Linked DNA regions of Homo sapiens: region 1 is linked to region 2. The links are chromatin loops, found by intact Hi-C in ENCODE. Cell type or tissue: CD4-positive, alpha-beta T cell. All regions are shown on one strand. Each heading gives the region's core, and the rest is flanking DNA. Links, peaks and the distances in the headings are about the cores only.

Region 1 (8,329 bases), core at 204-8,203, 45 kb before region 2:
TGCTTGGTGCATCCATCCACAGAGAGAGAGGAAAAGGAAAGCCAGGGACTCTAATCAAGGAAAAAGGATCCTAGTATTCTGGGATTAGAAAAGACATACAGCATGTCCTCCGTAAAAGAACAGACAAGCCTAAAAGGGATTGTTAGCTTGAAACATCAGGAATGATGCCGTAAGCTGAGGAAGGTTTAACACCGTGATTTAGATAGGGAGCGTTAGATTTAGTATGTTTAAGGCAATTTCAGAACAGATTCACAACCCTTGGAAGAAGGACACCCGCGGATAAAACACAGCCTCCTGAGTGTGGCCTCCCCGGCCGCCTCTGAGCTCCCTCTGCCCTCCTGTGGGCTGGGGTGCCCACTCCTCTTCCTTACTCCTTCACACGTGCTCTCTCCTGCCTGTAGGCTTGTGTTTTTCCTTTGAACTTTATGTATTTATAAACATTTTATGTGATTATTATTAATCATATTAAAACATAATGTGATTATTTTATTTTATTTTTTTTGAGATGGAGTCTCGCTCTGTCGCCCAGGCTGGAGTGCAGAGGCACGATCTTGGTTCACTGCAACCTCTTTATCCTGGGTTCAAGCGATTCTCCTGCCTCAGCCTCCCGAGTCGCTGGGATTACAGGCGTGTGCCACCATGCCCAGCTAATTTTTGTATTTTTAGTAGGGATGGGGTTTCACCATGTTGGCCAGGCTAGTCTTGAACTCCTGGCCTCAAGTAATCCACCCGCTTCGGCCTCCCAAAGGGCTGGGATTACAGGCATGAGCCACCATGCCCAGTCCATAATGTGATGATGTTTTGCTGCCTTAACTGGTCTGTCCTTGAATAGGATTGAGCAAATGCCATAGAAAAGCATGGTTCGGTTCACCATGCCTATGGGAGTGAAGGTCTTCAGCCCACAGAGCCCTGAGCCCACGGTGCTGGCTTGCCTGGCCCCAGAGCCCCATGTTTAGGAAGGAAAAAGCTGCCTCTGTCCTATCAGCCACCCATTACGCTTCCCACAGAGAGTGACTGCCGAGCCAAGCTTCCCTGCCCACCCCGCTTCCACCCTGATAATGTGCATTTATTTACTTACTTTTATTTTTATATGTTTTATTTGTGTAAATTTAAGGGCTGCAGTGCAGTTTTGTCACATGAATATGTTGTGCAGTGGTGAAGTCTGGGCTTTAGTGTAACTGTCACTCAGATGTGCACTGTATCCATTGAGTAACCCCTTACCCCTCACCCTCCTCCCCTCCTTCCCTCCTAAGCCTCCATCGGCTATTCTTCCACACTCTATGTCCACTTGTGCGATTCTGCCTCAGTCTCACATGAGGCACAAGTCAGTAAGTAGCCAGCACCCCCATGTTCCAAAGACGGGAGCCAGCTCCAGAGGTCTCTGGACCCAGTGTGGTGCCATCCTAGAAAAGAGGCTGGAGATCCTCGGGCAGTTGGAGAATTTTTTTTTTTTTTTTTTGGAGTCTCACTCTGTCACCTAGGCTGGAGTGCAATGGTGCAATCTTGGCTTACTGCAGCCTCTGCATCCTGGGTTCGAATGATTCTCCTGCCTCAGCCTCCCGAGTAGCTGGGATTACAGGTGTGTGTCACCATACCTGGCTAATTTTTGTAGTTTTAGTAGAGACAGGGTTTCACCACATTGGCCAGGCTGGTCTCGGACTCCTGACCTCAGGTGATCCACCTGCCTTGACCTCCCAAAGTGCCAGGATTACAGGCGTGAGCCACCGCGCCCCGACAAGAATTCTCTGGAGTGTGTGCAGTGAGTCCTTCTCCTTGTGGGGAGGGTGGAGAACATCTTCTCTCCTCCAGCTTAGGGAGATGGGCCTTGGGCAGACACAGTGGGGGCACTGATGGGGACACAGTGGACTGGTCTGCCCTGGCCTATGGAATCTCGGGGGTGAAGGAGAGGGAGTGAGACCAAGGGTGCTGGTGGGAAGTTGTCCACCCTGGGAAGGGATGCACCTTTGTTTCCAGCAGAAAGGACGTGACAGAGCAGGCCCAGGCTCTCCTCCATGTCCTTGCCCTTTACACTCCTCAGAGAATGTCCCCCGGCTGCCCTGTGTGGAGGTGAGCCTCTGAGAATCTAGGGCTGAACGGGAGTTGATGGTGACTGCATGGATGGTGTGTCACCCTCATCAAGAGAGCAGGGGGTGAGAGGTTCCCAGAAATCAGGAGAGGGCTCCCCAGGGACCCAAGAAGACGTTCCTGAGAGGAAGACAGTTTTCCCATAGGCCATGGCCAGCATTCCAAAGCTGGATCTCAGGCTGACAAACACAATCCCTCCCTGCCTGGTACAGCGCTGCCCATCCCTGCTGTAGTCCTGGAGAGGTCAGAGTGAGGGAGAGATGGGGGTGGAAATGCCAGCAAAGAGAGAAGCTCATCAGGTATTAGGGGCTGAATTGGGTCCCCTCAAATTCACATGGTGAAGTCCTAACCCCCAGCACCTCAGATCGTGACTGTTTGGAGACAAGGCCTTTAAAGAGCTGATTAAGATAAAATGAGGTCTTTAGTGGGGGCCTAATCCAATCCGACTGTTGTCCTTATAAGAAGAGATGAGGACACACACACACACACACACACACACACACACACACGGAAGACCATGTGAGGGAGACAGCCCACGTGGGGAGATGGCCATCTCCAAGCCACAGAGAGGCCTCAGAGGAAACCAGCCCTGCCAACGCCTGGTTCTCAGCCTCCCACCCAGCCTGGGCCACTGTGTTGGGCAGCCCCAGCAGGCGAACTCATCAGGTCTCTGCCATTGTCTTTGCTTGCTTCCTGCCTACAACAGGCTGAGCTTTCACTTTGAATGAAAATCACACAAGATATATGAACAACTGAACTATGGTCATGACCATAGTTCCCATGACCAGGAACTTCTCTTTGTCATAAGCTGAATCCTGGCTTCCCAGACCCAGGAAGAGCCGCACAGCTGGGTTTGCAGGAGGGTCCAGACAAACACTGGGATTGCTTCATGGCCACCAGTAAGGGCTCTGCTCTTGTAGGGTCTTACTGACATCCTTCATGAAGACAGCAGGCCCATCACTGTCATCCTAAGCGGCTCTCCCACATTTGGCAGAGGAGTTTACACTTCCTGGGTTAGATTTTGGCTGCACTGACTATTCTTTGGAGAAAATAGAAGTCCAAAGGAATGAAGGGATTAAAGCACACCGCTCTCAGCAGGGACCAGGCTCCAACTCTGCTCCCCGCATCCCATGTCTGGCGAGTCTATTCTACCCTAAAAGACTGTCTTAGGGCCTGGTGGGGGAAAATGAGTTTCTCCTTTCCCCAGGCTGCAGTGGGGTCTTAGTGGCCTCACCTACAGATCTTTTTCCCAGATTTCAGTCTGTCTGGCAGATTCTCCTCTATGATGTGCCTATTAAGGCTTGTCTTAAATTAAATCTGCTGAGCTAGGCTTGGTACCGAAGTGACCCCACAATCCCCTAGAGGTGCACTGTGTCCTCAATAATATGAAAACTGATCCACACAGAGAGGGAGGGATTGGTTTGGTCTTGTTCTCCAGAGTAGCTGGGGGAAAGCATCAGGACTCCACCTCCCTAGCAGAATGAGGCTGCAGCAATTTATTTGTATTGAAATGAGTGCATTCTTTTTGATCTATCCTAGATGCATCAGCCCCATTTCCTAGACACACTGAACAAACTGAGAACAGAAAACTGAGATCAAATCCCACTACTTCCCATCAACCAGAGCTGAAGTGGGAGGATTGCTTGAAGCCAGGAGTTTGAGACCAGCCTGGACAACAAAGCAAAACCCTGTCTCTACAAAAAAAAAAAAAAAACATTTTAAAATATTATCTGGGCATGGTGACGCAGGTCTGTAGTCCCAGCTACTTGGGAGGCTGAGGTGTGAGGATCACTTGATCGCTCAGGAGTTTGGAGGCTGCAGTGAGCTATGATCACACCACTGCCCTTTGCTTGGGTGTCAGAGTGAGACCTCATCTCTAAAAAAAATTAAAATAAAATAAAATTATAAAATAATAATAAAAAAAGAAGGGGCACCCACCACAGAGAGCAATTAATGTCCAGAGAGTATGAACAGATCCTGGGACTGCTTTGCAAGACAGTTCAGTTAAAGTTGCTTTAACTTTGTAGGCGGACCAGCCTCTGCTCAGCCCTTGAAAGGGAAGCTGGGCACTCACCACACTCAGTAAGCTGAACAAGAGCAGGCCGTGAGGCTGCCAAGCCCTCCAAGGATAAAGCATGAGCCCTGGGGCAACTGGGCATGTGCTGGAGATAGCTGGCTCAAGGCCAGTGCCTCTTCAGTGCTGGAAACTGTTGACTCAAGATTCGTGCGTCACCCAGCCCTTGGGGGTGGGCCGGGGACCATGACTCTGGCAAGCTCACAGAGTGCCTGAGATTGAAGCTGCTGTGCATGGTGGCTGCTTTATGTTCCTGCAATAACTAACAGGGACCAAAGCTGAAAGCATTCTGTGTATGGGCTGATGGTGGCTGGAATATACATTTGGAGGTTTGAACCTAGCCTTTTCAAAAACAAAACCAATCAAATAAAGCAACCCCTCCCCATCACCTGAGGACTCTTCACAAGCTTTCTGGTAGGTTCCAGGAGTTTCTGATCCCCCAGGCTGAGGCATTACTTGGTGGTTATTAACCTCGTGCAGAGCAAAATGAAATGCAGACCCTGAGGTCCTTTGGGAGACTTAGAACCTTAGCCGAAGTTCCAGAGATCCTGGGGCTGCTTTTCTGAAGTTCCAGTTTCTTCAGCAAAGTTGCTCCCAATTTCTCAAATAGTGGATACACCTCTGCAGAGTGGCTGTCAGTCTTAGAAAGTGTAAGACATGCCTGGAGAACTTGTTAAAAGTTCAGATTCTACACACCTAACAGAATGGCAACAATTCAGAACACTGACAACACCCAGTGCTGGTGAGGATGTGGAGAAACAAGAATTCATTCACTGCTGGTGGGAATGCAAAATGGTACAACCACTTTGGAAGACAGTTTGGTGATTTCTTACAAAACTAAACATATTCCTCCCATATGATGCAGCAATTGTGTTCCTTGGTATTTACCCAAATGAGTTAAAAACTTCTGACCACACAAAAGCCTTCACACAGATGTTATAGCATCTATCTATCTATCATCTATCTATCTATCAATCTAATTATCATCTACCAATCTATCATCTATCAACTATCTATCTATCTAATCTATCTATCATCTATCATCTATCATCTATCTATCTATCTATCTATCTATCTATCTATCATCTATCATTCCATCATCTGTCTATGTATCTATGTATCTATCATCTATGTATCTATCATCTATCTAGGTATCTATCATCTATCTATGTATCTATCATCTATGTATATATCATCTATCTATCATTCCATCTATCATCCTATCTATCATCTATCTATCTATCATCTATGTATCTATTTCTCTATCTATCATCTATCTATATATCATCTATCTATCATCCCATCTATCATCTAGCTATCTATTGTCTGTCTATCTATCATCTATGTATGTATGTATGTATGTATGTATGTATGTATGTATCTATCTATCTATCTATCTATCTATCTATCTATCTATCTATCATCTTCTCTCTCTCTGTATCTCCTATTGACTATTTCTCTAGTGAACCTTGATTAAAAAATTGCTCTTAAAAAATCATGTTTTTTTTTTAAAGTTTATATGACTGGGATCTTCTCACCACCCACAAGAAATTTCAATTCAGCAGTGCTGGAGCTGGGCCTGGGAATGCACATTTTGAAGATCTTCCTCTATTTTCTGATGCCAGTGGCATGTGGGTCACCCTCAGAGAAGCAAAACCTCAGAGCTTCTTCCTGTAACTGGCAGAGACAGAAAGAGCTACAATGTGAGGTCCCCCTCCCATGGGACTCTCATTTTCCCCCACCCCACCCCAGCAACTGAGATGGGCTGTGTACCCTGGACTGGGGGGCAATGCAAGACATTTTGGCTTCTCATGCTCCTAGCTATGGCCTTCCTATCTTTTGCATCAGATAGATCATGTGGTAAACTAGGGAGAAGACTTGTGGGTGTTTCATCTACCCGGCAAGAGACTTCCTCCTGGCAAAGGCCGGATGATTGCAATGACCTTCTCTTTCCCGGCTGCTCTTGGACTGCAGGCTTTCCCCCTCTGCAGCACTTCTTTATGCAACTGACCACACAGTCTTCCTCTCACAACTTTTCGTTACATCATCTCCTTCCTCAAGAACCCTCCCTGCCCCACTACTGCCTTTAAGATCAAACCCGAATGCTGATCCCTGTGCAAGCCCCTTGTCTGTCTGCACGTGTCCCTCCTTCCAGTGTGCACGTGCCCCCCACCCCCACCACTGTTTTCCAATACTCCTTAACCCTTGGAGCCCTCAGCACTCAGCTTCAACTTGCCTCTTTCCAATGCTTCTCTGCCTGGCTTCCAGGACTCTTCCAGCTTTGTCAGTGCCAGACCATATTGCAGGGTCATTACCGAGGGGTCCTTCTACTTGAATTTGTTTTAGAGTGTGCTCCTGCCTGCCCTGCCCTGCCTCAGTGAAGGGGCTGGTGTTTATGCAAAGCAGGAAAGCAGAAAGACCAAGAGCACTGGACTCAGCAGACCCGGGTGCAAGGACACATGCAGCCCTTCAGGAGTTGTAAGACCAGGGACAAGTTCCTCAGCTTCTCTGAGCTTTTGTTTCTTTACCATATACATGGGAATAATGGTACCTGTTTCCCAGGACTGTTGGGAGGAGGAAAGTACAATGGTCATGGAGGTGAATGTGTGGAAATTACAAGACACTTCCCCGGGAGTCAGCAGCTGTCCTGCTCAGCTGCCCGAAGCTGGCTTCCGCACTACCGGACAGGCTTGGCTGGTGCATTGGTGGCCAGGCAAGGCACAGAGCAGGCACGAGGGCCAGAGAAGGGGACCACTGTTGTCCTGATGCACAGCCTGGAGGAGGACCTAGAAAACAACACTCAAATATATGAAGTCAGGAGCCAGGAGCAGAGTGTTGGATTGGAGATGTGCAGAAGCAGGTCTGCAGAGCTGAACAGGGACAGGGGCAAGGGACAAGAAAGCAGACAGGGGGGAGAAGGAGGGATGAGGACAGAGAAGGCCACTCCATGTGGCTTAGGGAAGAGCTTCTGGGACATTCTTCATCCAAGGCCAATTCTGTGGCTTAAAACATCACCAGTACAGCCCAAGAACGCATCTCGGAGGTCAGGAGCCCTGGAGAACCTGGAGGCTGGCAGCTCCTCTGTTCTGTCTGGGGGTGGTGTGTTCATGCAGGATTTGAGGAGACTGAATCATGTAATCATGTGGAGCTTTGGCTTTGAAATACTTTCTGTGCCCTGGACGATGACATCTCAAATGTTATTGAAGTTCTTGAAGCCCCCATTCCTCCTCTGTATGACAAGAATCCTAGTGACCACTTCACAGGGTGGTGATAAGATTTCAGTAGATACAGCACAGAAAGTGCTGAGGACAGGGCTGGGCACAGAGGAGGTGATCTTGGTTGTAATCATCATTATTATGCTTATAAAGGCTGCTTAGGCAATGCATGGAAGCTGGAAAGAAGTGGGTCTTCTCTGTACAGAATATGGGTAAGGAAAAAGCTTACTCTCAACATCAAGCGATGCTTCCTCTGGGCTGGAGTGGAAAAGTTGCTCCTGGCCTGCTTGCTTTGGTCTGGGAATGTCTCTGTGGCCTCCAAAAAGCAGATGAGGCTGGAGAGGGTTTCTTTTCTGGGGCAGCCTCTGGAGTTCAGACATTCAGGTTTCCCATCCTTCCCAGGGTGCTTATCTTAAAAACGTGTACCTCAGTCAAGAGATTCACTTCTAATAAGGAGAAGTTGCCAGAGCTGGCCACAGAGGGTGGTGAATGCAAGTGTAGCCCCATGGTGTTATGACAGATACTGGTTTTCATTCATGGTTCCTGGCTAATAACTCCCATAGCCCTCGTTAGTCTTTTATTATAATGTTGGGTGTGTTAGGCCTCACGGGTAGGCTTCAGACCTTCTCCTGCCTTCCTCCCACTCAAATGTTCCCCAGCCTTTCTGACTGTGCATCTTGAGACCTCCTATGAGGGTCCCACCCTGTAAAGCGGGGAAAGGAATGCTGATGTCACGAAGCTTCCATAAAAACCCAAGAGGACAGGGTGTGGGGAACTTCCCCATAGCTGGACACATGGAGGTTCTTGGAGCGTGGCGCTTAGGGAGGGCATGGAAGCTCCGCACCCCTTCCCACATACCTCGCCCTACTCGTCTCTTCGTCTGTATCCTTTGCAATATCCTTTATTATAAACTGGTAAACATAAATGTTTCCCTGAGATCTATGAGCCAATTCAG
Region 2 (8,329 bases), core at 104-8,103:
CCTTCTGAGCTGAGCTCCAGCCTGGGCCCCAGTTGCCCCGAGTCCTGGTTAGAGTTCAGAGCTGCAGCTCAGGGTGGTAGCTGCAAGCCCCATGCGGCTACTGAGCACTCTAAATGTGGCAATTCCAAACTGACACTGAATTTCAAGCCCTTGGTACTAGAAAAAGAGACTATAAAAATCTTACAAATTTTATACGATTACATGTTGGAATGATAATGATTTTTATATACAAAGTATATTGCTAAAGTTAATTTCACCTGTTTCTTTTTATTATTATTACTTCTTAGTTAGCCACTAGAAAATGTAAGATGACGTGTGTGGCTCACATTATAATTCTGTTGGGCGCCACTGATCTAGAAAGAATTCGATTTGTAAAGGGGCCCAGATGGACCATTTCAGGGGATTCGGCAAGTGTTTGCCGAGCACCTTCTGTGTGCAGCTCATCTGCCGCACAGATGGCTGTCTGAGCTGCTGGGGGAGGTGGGAGGTGGGGTCGGAGCAGGGAGCTGCCCCATTGGAGGAGCGTGGGGAGCAGTGCCCATCCCTGAGCTGAACCACGGACATCTTCCTCAGGAAGCACTTTGAGTATCTGGGCCCAGCACAGCCCGGAACCCTCCCAGTACCTCTAAGGTTACAAGTAATTGTCTAAGGCCTACGTTATTCCTGCACACCCAAACACAGCCCTCAGCATCTCATGGGAAAAGAGAGCCTTATCTCCAAGATGCACTTTGAAGTTTAAAAATAAAAGTGGGGGTGACCAGTGCAGTGCTGGTTGGCCTCAGCCCATGATGGGGGCTTGGGAGAGTTTTCTTCTCTTTCTTCTCTTCCTCCCTCCCCTTCCTCCCTTCCATTCTCCTCTCCTTCCTTCCTTTCATCCTTTCCTTCATTCCTTCCTTCCTCCCTCCCCTTCCTTCCTTCCATCCTCCTCTCCTCTCCTCTCCTCTCCTCTCCTCTCCTCTCCTCTCCTCCCCTCCCCTCCCCTCCCCTCCCCTCCCCTCCCCTCCCCTCTCCTCTCCTTCCCTGCCTCCCTCCCTTTGATGCTTAAGACTCAGCACAGGAAGAGAGAGCTCCTAGGAACATGAAAGCTGAAGATAAACCCCAAAGCCTCCTTTGTCTTCCCTTAATCTGCTTTAAGCTCCCACCAGCTCAAGCCTAATTGAGTTAGTTCTTGAGTGAAAGGGAGCTTTGGTGATGTTAAACTGTTATTTAATCACAAGTGGCAGGTGGGATGTGGGGCAAAGGGCAGGAAAAGTGGGTCTGTGGGAACGTAGAGCTGAGCAAAGCCTTCCTTCCTCCCCTCGCATCAGGGAAGGCCCGCGATGCCCTTTCATTAGTATTTCAGCCAGTGTTTTCCAAATTGCTGACCATAAACCGTTAGGGGATTGGGAAATCAGTTTCGTGGATTTCAACGAGCATTGTTGAAATGTGGGGGGTGGTGCGGCCTGGGAAGAGTAGAACAGAAAGTAACAGAAGGCTTTGCAGGTAGTGAAAGGAAGTATTGCTTCCTGAAACTTTTGACTTAGATGTGAGTCAGCTGTGTGTGCATGTGCACTTAATTGCAACAGAAAATGCACTTTTTGCTGTGGGTCATGAGCAAAAAAGTTTGAAAGCTTCTCTCTGATGCTCCTAGAAATAGAGTCCCTTCTGTGCGTGGGTCAGGAGAAATGATAAGCAACAGAGGATGGGGAACAGGAATCCTTGGCTGTGTGATAGAAAAGGCTGTGGGGAGGTGCGAGGTGGGAGGTGGGAGAAGCAGCAGGGTCTGAGTGCCCGGGCCTGGGCAGCCTGTTAAACTTCATGGCCCCATGGTCTGTTTGCTTCTGCACCTGCAGCAGGGAGCAGAGGCCAGGCCCCAGGGGGCACGTGGCTCCACATTCTGAAAATCAAATTAGTGGACAAGGGAATGGAAGGCCTCTTTGAGGGGCTCTGTGCCACATGTATTCACCTGGGATCGGGGAAGGAAGGATGACAATGGAGAGAGTGTTCTGGGAGGAAATTCAGTTCTCACCTGAGTAGACTGTCTGTGGGGGGCTTTGCAGATGCTCAGCGTTGCAGAAGATGACGTTTCTATTTCCACTGTTAAAGAACCCGTCTTGGCCAGGCGCAGTGGCTCACACCTATAATCCCAGCACTTTGGGAGGCCGAGGTGGGTGGATCACGAGATCAGGAGTTTGAGACCAGCCTGGCCAATGTGGTGAAACCCTGTCTCTACTAAAAATACAAAAAATTAGCAGGGTGTGGTGGCACACGCCTGTAATCCCAGCTACTCGGGAGGCTGAGGAAGGAGAATCACTTGAATCCAGGAGGCGGAGGTTGCAGTGAGCTGAGATCGTGCCATTGCACTCCAGCCTGGGCGACAGAGCAAGACTCCATCTCGAGAAGAAGAAGAAGAAAAAAGGAACCCCTCTTATTCTTTCGCCATTCGTATTTTATGTGTATAACAGTCAATATTATGATGAGCACTGGGATTCATACTAACTCATTCTATTGCTAAAACAATTTTTTCACTGAGCTTTTTCTTTTGGTGCCTCTTAAATAATCTCACTATTAAGCCAAAAAAATCAGAAAGTGAGCTATTTGGGAAAAAACAAGCACAAAGATGAACTCAACCCTGGTTGAAATATAGCCCTGGGGAAGGGAACTACTTGATCTCCCAAAGCACAAAGATCGGCGACTTTGTAGCACTTTGAGTGTCTGGGCCTGGCAGGCAGCTCTGAATGTTCCTGTTGCCTCTAAGGTTACAAATGATTGTCTAAGGCCTATGTTACACCTTCATACCCATGTACGACACTCAGCCTCTCATGAGAAAAGAAAGCTTTATCTCTAAGATGAACTTTGAGGTTTAAAAATAAAAGCAGGGCTGCCGTTTCCCAGGGCCACTGTTGAGACTGCGCAGAATGGGCTATTTCTTTACAAATAAACAAGCGTCTTACAGGCTGACCAGCTAACTGGCATTTCAGGTGGCTGAAACTTTTCCTTTGAGGCCTACCCAGGTGAAGGGACATTTACTTGGGTTTAACATGTTTGCATCTGAGGAGAAATTTTTAAAAGCATTTTTCTTATGGAGAAAGGGAAACATTTTGCTATTTATTTATTTATTTATATTTTAGAGATGGAGTCTCACTTCGTCACCCAGGCTGGAGAGCAGTGGCGTGATCATAGCTCACCGCAGCCTCGACCTGGGCTCAAGGAATTGTCCCAGGAAACTGTTCTTTTCAAATGGCGGGGAGACAGAAAATGCTGATGATCCACAGTGCTGCTCAAGTTTAGAATGCAACAAAGAAACAGCCAGTTGTTGTGAAATTATTCGCCAATCATTACACACAATGACAGGAAATTATTTATAGAAAAAATCCCAACATAATTTCTTTCCCCAGCATCCCAGGGGACAAACCAGGGAAGGTAGTGCAGGAACAAGCCCAGCAGTGAGCTGTCACCTGTGGCACTGCTCAGCCACCTGCTGTGTCTTCAGTAGCTTCCCCTTCAGGCATGGGGCTTTCTTCCTGCCTGTACCTTAGTGTATCCCAGCAGGATGAAAGCACTTCTGAGACAGATGTTTCTGGGTCCTAGTGTTTCTCTTTGCCCTGCCCTGGGTTTAGTATGCACACATCCACACTGGCGGTTGCTCCTAGCCCCCAGGGCCTATGTCCTGCGACCCTTCTTGGCCTTTACTTCTCATGGCATGAAGGAGGGAAAGGCCCAAAGAAGCGAAGGCCCTGCATGAGCTAGGTGGCTGGGGAGGGGTTGAGCAGGCTCATAATTAGGAAGATGACAGACAAGGATGCTGGCATCCTTCACACTGATGTGCTGTGTAAAGTCCGGCTCGCAGTGTGACCCTGTCACCCCCAGAGGACCAGGACCATTGAGCGGCACCTTCTGACTGGCACAGCTCCTTTGAGGCTCTCAGAGGCGCAGGTTTTCCTCCAGGCCTGGTGGCTCTTCCTGGAGGGGATGGTGCTGCCATCCTCTCTAGCAGTCCAGGGTCTGCACCGTGGGCTTGGTGGGGCCCAGTGTCCTCGGGTCACAGCTCTCAGCAGAATTCTGCTTCTCTGCTGCCTGTGGTAGCTCCTCCACCAGGACCCAGCCAGTGCCAGGAGGGTGGAGTGGGTCCCGGAGGCAGGAACGGGGTAGCAGATCCCTGGAGAGCTGAGCCTGAAGGGACCATGGGCCAGCTTGGGAAGTAAAAAGAACAGTAGAGAGGCTGGAGCCCAGGTGTGGGTCTCAACTGTGGGTCTCAGGACAAGCGAGGGGGTATGTCCCCAGAGGGATGGGAAAGTGGGCCCAAGGCTGAGTGAAAGCACATTGCCAGGAAGAGCCAGGGGACGGAGAGGGAGCCAGAGAAGCAGAGGATTCATCTGCTGTCCTGGGAACCTGTGAGTCACTGCTGCTGAGTCATCAGAGCTGCCTAGAAGCTGCTTGGTTGAACCCAGGAGCAGAATGGGAAGGACCAGAAAGGAAGTTCTTCTCCTTCTCCGGGACCCTGGAAAAGGATCATGGGCGTGGCTGGGCCAGGCAGCACCATGAGGGCATCAGCCTCAGGTGGAGCAGGTCCTGGTCAAAGAGCTCCGTGGTCCAGGCCAAGCTGCTAGAGCAGAGCCCGAGGCCCCTGGCAGTGCGGTGTGGGGACCGTCAGCACGCACTGGCTTACGTTCTAGACTCTACGTTCACTTTAGAGGTGAGGCAATGGAGACCTGGAGACTTGCCCGGGGCCATAGAGAGTCAGAGGCGCTGGTCCTCCAGAGCCCATGCTCCCTAATCACTGCCCAGGGTCTGCAGTGATCAGATCCTGGAGACACAGTGACGAGACCTTATCATGCTTGTATTGTTAAGGGCCCAAACTGAGCTAAATGGCCAATTGAAAGACGGATAGATAAATTCCAAGGATGCTCTCCTTATGGCAATGCCATTTGATTTGCTGGTGTATTTATATATTTGGGGGATTTTTAAACCTCTGAATAAGTATATAAATTTTTTACCATGCTCATGTGAGGAGTCCCCAGGCCTGGGAAATAGGGAAGGACTGCGCAATTTGCTGTTTCTTTAAGGAGTGGAGCATCTGCCACCATTCTGTGTCTGGCTGCTCTCCCAGAACCTGGTGCACTGACAAGGCCAGGCTGTGGCTCAGGTCCACATCCCAGGAACTGCCCTGCCCTGGGTGCGTTGATGGCGATGTTGGACGTGAAGGTGTCTGTGGGCTTAGTGTGCACACTCTCCCCTTTAGAGAAGTGGATGCTGGGAGTTTTATGTTGTCCCATGCTCCATCTGGCAGGACCCAGTCACCTGGATGCTGGTGTGGCCTGGGCCGACCGAGTATCTGTATCAGCTGCCGTCTTAGTGCTCTAAAATTTGCCAGTTCCCTTCCTGGGCTGATGGCCTGCAGGCTGTGCTGGCTGTCTCCATGGGAGCAAGGCTGTGGACTGCTGTGTGTCCCAGAGAGGAAGTGGACTACTGAGTTATGTGCGTACGACAGCCTGTGGTTTCTCTGTAGGCTGCAGCAGACCCAGCAGATGAGCCAAGGAGACCCTCCTTGCCTCTGCTCCACGCCGTTCACCATCCTCTGATTCTGTCCACCTCATAAATGAGAAATCCGAGGCTCCCTGAGGGTCAATGCATTGATCAAGGTTCAACTGCTTGGAAGTGGCATATCCCCAACTCAAAGTTAAGCTTTTTTATGCAAAAGCTGGTGCTACACTGTTGTACCTAGTGCCTGTTATATCTTGTGAGTAATTTTGCTTTGGCAGGACAGACCAGCAGTCTAGAAATCGTTTCTTAGTGATGCTAAAGGGCACCATGGTGGAGTCTTTTCCTTCATGACTAGAGTGATGTGCCTGCCCCAGGGAGCTCCTGACCTCTCCCTGGACTAATCAATGATGTTTGCAATGAATTATCCCACCCGAGATTTCCTTCTCCAAAAGAGGGGTTTTGCAGGGGCTCTGCTGTTTGGATAAGGCGGTGAGTCAAGGTAAGATTAGAAGCCTCTTGATCTGCAGAGAATAGTGCATTGTGGGTTCTGGCTGCACCCTACAGGGTTGGGACCCAGGCACTTCCTTTTCTGTATTGCTTGTTTGCAAGGAAAGGGCTCCTATGTCATCCATAGTGACCAAGCGGGTGATGACAAGTGTTCTTGCTCCCATCATGGGTATCTCTGGCCTGGACAGCCAGGAAGAAAATAGTGATTAACTTTGCGCCAGCTTTCCTTTCTCTGGTTGATTTGGCAAAAATGCTCTGACTTTCCCTTTTGTTCTGTTTGAGGAAAATTTTAGCAGGAGGAAAGATTTTGTCAGGCTGAATTGATCCAGTTGTGTTTCCAGGGCATCCAAGCCTCTCCCTGCGGCCCTGGCCCGCCTCCTCCCCATGCACCAGGCTCTGGCTCCCGGGTACTCCTCCTGCCATGGGGCCCACGCAGCAGCTACAATGCATGCTTTGTTCAGGGAGCCCTGGGGAGGCAGCTGGCTACAAAAAAGTTCATCCACTAACTGGGCTTGTCCTTGACATCTGGCTTCTCTCCTAGGACCTCATTTTCCCCAACTTAAGTGGGATTTTGAATTAATGAAATTATAGCCCTTTGAACTGACTTGAGAATTCTCTCCCAGGCTCAAATTACATCTCCACTCAGTGTGTCTAGATGGCTCCAACACTTTCACAGATCATCCCCTCCCAACCCCTAGGAGATCATCTACATTGCTGTTTTCCAGTTGTAGAAGAATGTGATTCAATAGAACCTACTGCCTGAGACAGTGATAGCATGTGTGCATTTATTGAGAGCACTATACTAGGCATTTTATACTAATTTTCTCTAAAATTCACAACCCATAAGGTAAATAATGATACAATATCCCAATTTTTCTGACAAGGAGACCAAAGCTTTTGTCTACAGTTACTCAGCTAGAGGGTGGCAGAAGCTAGATTTGAACCCATATCCCTCTAATGCTAAAGCCTGTGAGACTCCACGGTGTCCCTCTAAGTCACAAGTTGTCTGTGAGTGTATATTTACAAACACATGTGGACAAAAATTTTGATAGTAGCATCCACAAACGTCACATTGAGATGTGAAACAGGCCTCTAATAAATCAGATCGGGATATCTTCTTTGCTTCTCACCTGGCATGATGCTGGGTTTGTGGCAAGATACAAATATGTATAAAGTTGGCCTCCTGTTGCCTCAACACGAGATGCCTTTACATCCTAAAATTGCTATTACTTAAGTTAAAATACATCACACAGTCTACTTCAGCCTGCTTCAGGTCAACTTGTGGTTGTCACAGGGGCCAGCCTCAGAGGTAGACAGAGTTTAGACTTTTCAGTCTTACCCCCAGTGTCCTTCTTCTCTCACTGGGAATTTCCCTTTGATATTCCCACCAAATACCCTTGCCCTGGATGGAGTCATATTCTCTGAAGTATCTTCCATTCAAGGGTCCTAAGAGTCAAGGTCATTCCTGATGGAAACACACGCCTAGGAAAAGAAAATCAACCCTCAATGTGATCTAGGTCCTTTAGATCTAATTTCCACTTTTTAAAAAAATCCAAGGGTCAGAGGGACATGTTAAATGACACCATAAGAACATAGCAGCAAGTCCAGACTGGGGGAAACTGCAGGACAAATGACCTGGTTTCTTCTCCAATAAGAATTTGTAAAGAAAAAAAGGCCAAGTGTAGGTGCCCATGCCTGTAATCCTAGCACTTTGGGAAGCTGAGGTGGCGGGATCGCTCGAGCTCAGGAGTTCAGCCTGGGCCACATAATGAGACCTCATCTCTACTAAAAATTAAAAAAAAATTCACTGGGCATAGTGGCACCCACCTGTAGTCCTGGCTGTTTGGGAGCCTGAGGTGGGAAGATTGCTTGAGCCCAGGAGGTTGAGGCTGCAGTGAGCCGTGATTGTGCCACTGCACTCCAGCCTGGGGGACAGAATGAAACTGTATTGAAGAAGAAGAACAAGAACAAGAAGAAGAAGAAGAAGAGGAAGAGGAAGAGGAAGAGGAGGAAGAGGAGGAGGAGGAGGAAGAGGAAGAGGAAGAAAGAAGAAGAAGAAGGAGGATTTATAGAATATGTAGATAGAAAGAAACTTCAGAGACAAATCAACCAATCTCAGTATATGAATCTCTTATTAAATCCAGAGTCAAACAAATGAAGTACAAATTACAAGACAATTGGGAAAATGCAAACACTGGCTGGGTATATTATGAGACTAAGGACTAACATTAATTTCTTAAAAAGTAAGAATGATGTTATCATAATCATATATTTTTAAAAACAGCCCTTATCAATTGAAATACTTAGATATGCAATGATATGATATTTGTTCATACTAGTATTTGTTATACCATAGTCA

Evidence for each region. Hi-C counts contacts between places; a loop is a spot of excess contacts. Peaks named below come from ENCODE experiments on the same cell type or tissue, not always from the same donor. Only the 100,000 strongest peaks of a DNase experiment are listed, where the experiment ranks them.
Region 1: a loop joins it to region 2, with 2.5 times the contacts of the local background. A loop is called at or near these places in 4 of 110 quality-filtered maps.

What each region holds. Positions count from the first base shown.
Region 1 is chr1:229,066,312-229,074,640 of GRCh38, reverse strand. No RefSeq gene overlaps it. Among named protein-coding and RNA genes, the nearest start is that of LINC02815, 84 kb to the left of the region's middle. In CD4-positive, alpha-beta T cell, for the core only: no CTCF peak of the experiment used is centred there; DNase peaks (open chromatin) are centred at 4,300 and 6,130.
Region 2 is chr1:229,020,875-229,029,203 of GRCh38, reverse strand. No RefSeq gene overlaps it. Among named protein-coding and RNA genes, the nearest start is that of LINC02815, 130 kb to the left of the region's middle. RefSeq lists an enhancer at 943-1,680. In CD4-positive, alpha-beta T cell, for the core only: no CTCF peak of the experiment used is centred there; DNase peaks (open chromatin) are centred at 1,483, 4,383 and 5,423; H3K4me3 peaks cover 622 bases; H3K27ac peaks cover 864 bases.